2 separate regions of the Homo sapiens genome follow, and region 1 is linked to region 2. The links are chromatin loops, found by intact Hi-C in ENCODE. Cell type or tissue: mesothelial cell of epicardium. All regions are shown on one strand.

Evidence for each region. Peaks named below come from ENCODE experiments on the same cell type or tissue, not always from the same donor. Only the 100,000 strongest peaks of a DNase experiment are listed, where the experiment ranks them.
Region 1: a loop joins it to region 2, with 22 times the contacts of the local background. A loop is called at or near these places in 80 of 110 quality-filtered maps.

What each region holds. Positions count from the first base shown.
Region 1 is chr5:112,986,067-112,988,566 of GRCh38, forward strand. All of the region lies in intron 2 of DCP2 (decapping mRNA 2), which reads left to right. Among named protein-coding and RNA genes, the nearest start is that of DCP2, 11 kb to the left of the region's middle. In mesothelial cell of epicardium, no CTCF peak of the experiment used is centred here; no DNase peak of the experiment used is centred here.
Region 2 is chr5:113,506,320-113,508,819 of GRCh38, forward strand. No RefSeq gene overlaps it. Among named protein-coding and RNA genes, the nearest start is that of YTHDC2, 6.1 kb to the right of the region's middle. In mesothelial cell of epicardium, no CTCF peak of the experiment used is centred here; no DNase peak of the experiment used is centred here.

The DNA.
Region 1 (2,500 bases), 520 kb before region 2:
AGATTTTAAAACTATTAGAGAAAAACATACTTGATTGCTAAAATTTGTCAAACATAAATAGTAGACACAATTTAGTAATAATCATATTAATAATCATAATCATTAATACTCATAATAATCATACAGAGGACGCCCTAAAATGTACACTGATTAAATTTTATTTTTTTCCCATGCATAGCTAGCCTGTTTGTACAACTTTACTCTTGCTGCTGCATGTAACCAGATGATCTTTTAATCAGATTACTGCCTTTCTGATTTATTTAGAATTTTTTTTCTTTTTTTTTTTTAAGAGACAGGATCTTATTCTGTCGCTCAGGCTGAAGTGCAGTAATGTGATCCTAGCTTACTGTATTCTCGAGCTCCTGCTTAAGCAATCCTCCTCCCTAGCCTCTCGAGTGGCTGTGACTACAGGCATGCGCTACCATTCCTGCTAATTTTTTTTTTATGTTTTCTAAAAATGGGGGTCTCTCTTTGTTGCTGAGGCTGGTCTTGAACTCCTGGCCTCAAGTGATCCTCCTACCTTGGCCTCCTAAAGTGCTGGGATTAGAGGTGTGAGCCGCTGTGCCCAGTGACATTTATTAAATAATTATTGAATGTTTACTATGTTTGAAGCAGTGTTTTCAGTTGTGTGGCAAATACAAAGAAGCCCTTGGTGGGTGCAGTGGCTCACACCTATAATCCCAGTACTTTTGAGAGGCCGAGACTGGTGGATTGCCAGAACTCAGGAGTTTGAGACCGGCCTGGGCATCATGGCGAAACCTCATCTCTACCAAAAGTACAAAAACAGTTACCTGGGCATGGTGGCACTCACCTATGGTCCCATCTGCTCGGGAGGCTGAGGCAGGAGGGTCTCTTGAGCCTGGGAGGTGCAGGTTACAGTGAGCTGAGATGGCACCACTGCACTCCAGCCTGGACGGCAGAGTGAGATTCCGTCTCAAAGAGAAAAAAGTCATCTTTGCCTTCAGAGAAGCTTCTTTCCCCATGTACATATCAGGCAGAAACTTGTCGTGATTTATTAGTTATAAAAGATTCACATGAATATTTAACATTATAAAAGAAGCTATGTCATAAGGCAAATAATTGAGTAATTGCTAATGGTCCTGATAGTACATGTTTCTAGAATTTGGAAAAAAAAGTGGAAATATTTTAGGGAAAGCTATATTTTTGAGGGAATATAGGATTTTCTCAGTAGAAGTGGGGAATGTGTTTTAGGTAAAGAAAAATTGGAGATTTGAAAAAGGATAGCTCAATAAATAAATTAGTTTGAATTGAACAGCGTCCTCTCATGGGGCCATAATAGCAGATATGGTTGGAAAGTCATATGAGGTGATGATGGCATCGTATGGGTTCTTAAATCTTGAGCTAAAGCACTTTGATTTTTATTCCCCCCGCCCGCCCGACAAACCGAGACAGCCTCACTTTGTTGACCAGGCTGGAGTGTGGTGGTGTGATCTTGGCTCACTGCAGCCTCCACCTGCAGGGTTCAAGTGATTTTCATGCCTCAGCCTCCTGAGTAGCTGGGACTACAGGTGCAAGCCACCACACCTAGGTGCCTTTTTTTTTTTTTTTTTTTTTTTTTGTATTTTTAGTAGAGATGGGGTTTTGCCATGCTGGCCAGGCTGGTCTCAAACTCCTGCCGTCAAGTGATCCACCTGCCTTGGCCTACCAAAGTGCTGGGATTACAGGTATGAGCAACTGTGCCCAAACTGATTTTTATTCCATAGGTCTTTTTTTTTTCTCTCCTTTTTTGAGATAAGGTCTTGCCTTGTTGCCCAGTCTGGCTTGAATTTCTGGGCTTAAGCAGTCTTCCCGCATTTTTCCCAAGTAGCTGGGATTATAGGTGCTACCGCACCTGGCCAGGTTATTGTTTTTGACCATGACGTGTATGTTTAATGGATTTGTACCCACAAGTTCGTGTACTAGAACTAGAGTTGGAGTAGGGATAGGTGAGCTGAAATACCCTCATTCTCAGCTACCTATCACTTTCCTTTAGCCTCATGAAGTATGGAATCCTTCGGGCTCTGTAGAAAATGGATGAAACAGTGATTGTTCTGTAACAGTTAACTGTTAACCATAGCACATTTTTGAGCAACGGTAAAGAATATTACTCTGATCATTTGAAAACGGTATCCAAGGCCGGGTGCGGTGGCTCATGCCTGTAATCCCAGCACTTTGGGAGGCCAAGGGGGGCGGATCACTAAGTCAGGAGATCGAGACCATCCTGGCCAACACAGTAAAACCCCGTCTCTACTAAAAAAAAAAAAAAATACAAAAAATTAGCTGGGCGTGGTGGCGGGCGCTTGTAGTCCCAGCTACTCCGGAGGCTGAGGCAGGAGAATGGTGTGAACCCGGGAGGCAGAGCTTGCAGTGAGCCGAGTTCGCGCCACTGCACTCCAGCCTGGGTGACACAGCGAGACTGTGTCTTAATAAAAAAAAAAAAAAAAAAAAAAAATGGTATCCAAGATTTATTGGTTGGTCTGTTACATCACTTGACGTTCAG
Region 2 (2,500 bases):
TAAACTATTGGAAATCTCATTTGGATTCTCAAATCTAAGAAGTCAGGTAGACATCTGGAGTCAATGTGCAGAGGCAAACAGTGTCAGAGACAAATGTGGCTTGATCTTCCAGTGCTGAGATGGGATGAGGGGAGGCACAAGGGAAGAATTTCTCAAGTGAGGAACACCCCCAAGAATGCCTCGTGATTTGAAAATGAGAACAGCTGAAAAGTTGTAAGTTATTTCATTATCTACTGACTTATATATATTTTAAGTATACCCAAAAGGAGACAATAGGAGTGTGGGCTACACAGGGTATCCAGTTCTGAATTGTATAGCTAACAATTGTGCATTTCAATGTATATACATTTTACTTTAAAATGATAATAATTGAGTAAGGGTGGGAAGCATGTGGAGGTACACCTGGGTCAAGGATGGCAGACTGTTGAGGCTAGATGATGGGTACATGGAGATTCATTATCCTCTTTTTTTTTTTTTTTTTTTTGAGACAGAGTCTTGCTTTGCTACCCAGGCTGGAATGTAGTGGCACGATCTCGGCTCACTGCAACCTCCACCGCCCGAGTTCAAGTGATTCTCCTGCCTCAGCCTCGCGAGTAGCTGGGATTACAGGCATGAGCCACCATGGCCGACAAATTATTGTATTTTTAGTAGAGACAGGGTTTCACCATGTTGGCCAGGCTGGTCTTGAACTCCTGACCTCAGATGATCCACCCACCTCAGTGTCCCAAAGTGCTGGGATTACAGGCATGAGCCACCGCACCCGGCCACTATTCTCTTTACTTGAGATTGGAAATTTTCCAAAGTGCAAACTTGAAGAAAAGTCTCAAAATAGCTTTAATGCTCTTCCTTGTTATTAATCCAACCATGGACTGATAGTACCTTTTTTCCCATAATCTCAGACCAACATGGAAGCAATAAATGAGCTACACTGTTTCCACATTCTTGGCTCCTCTCAGCAGCCAAGTCCTGAAGTTGCAAGAACCATGATCTCCACACTGGGCAATCAGAAGGGATCCAAGAGATAGATACAGCGGCTTTGTATCTTAAGTATTTATTAAATCTAGCATTTGTCCATTGACCCCATAAATCTCTCTAATGTCAGGGACCTTCTCAAGAGTCTGCAAAGGTAAGAGACTGGTGCTTGTTTTATCAGTTGTGTGTTGATCGTTATGGAGACAATAAGATTGAACCTACCTAGAGGTTGCCTACATTTGTGAATTAATACAAAAGGTAGGGTGGTAACAGTTGGCAATTCAGTATATGTGACTTATTTGAAAAGGAAGCCACAAACCAATTTTTGAGACCCAACACAGCATGAAATGTGCAAAAGTGGTTGCCTAAGTCTCATAAATTAAAGAGTTGCTGGTGAGGAAGTGGCTTGCTTGACCACCTCTTTGCTAACTGGTCTAGACTGAGGGTGTGCTGCCAGAAGCTGATCTTGATATCTAATGATATGGGGCAGAACTGGAGCAATGATGTGAAATAGTGTCATAAAAAGTATTCTAGTCTTTGATCTTCATGTAACTATACAGTATTGGGCAATACACCCAGCCAAGGTATACTTTCACTTCCTCATTTGTAAAGTGATCCAGTTGAATTTCAAAGATTCCTTCTATTTCTAAAATTCTATCATTTATTTGCCATAGTTAAAATTTCACTTGCTCATTACTTTGGAGAATAAGCAATAAGTCAAAACTATCCTCTGCTCATGTGCTACCTAAGTCTTGACAAGGATTAGTCTCACAAACAGAGAGTAGTGGCCACTTCCATGCAGTGATTCAGGTCATAATGAGATGGAATCCCATTTGCAAACTCCTCACTAGCTATAGCATTTCCAGAAATTACATTACAAGAGCTTTATTTCTTTGCATTTTGGAGGTTCCTCTTTAAGACTCCTGTGTTAAAGTGGAAATGTCCCTGGAAGACTACTCAGTCCTTAGTATTGACTGAAAACTTTGTGGGAACAGTCTGTTAAATAGGTCTTATGGGCCAGAGGAGAGGAAGGGGCTGAAGAAGAGTGTGGAGGCATCAATGTGACTCCAGTGCACCTCTTGGGGCCCCATTACCCTGTGTGATGGACCAGTCATTACAGGGAAGGGAAGATGATGGGATTAAGTTTGGGGAATAGATTGGGGAGACTTGAGTCAGGTGGTGTCCACATGCATCTTAGCACATAACTCTGAAGTCCCTGACATCTCTGTTATGAATGTTTGTGTCCCCACCCCCCTAATTCATATATTAAAGACCTAACCTCCAATGTGAAGGTACTTGAGCATGGGAAGGTAATTAGTGCTAGTTGAGAGACTCAAGTTGAGACACTTGAGTGTGCGGGACACTCAAGACAGGATTGGTGCCCTTTTAAGAGAAGACATGAGAGAGTAAGCTGTCTGAGTGCAAGCACTAAGAAAAGGCCATGTAAGCACACAGCAAGTGGGCAGCCATCTGCAAGCCAGGAAAAGGGCTCTCTATAGAAAATGAACTTTCCCAGACTTTGGTCTTG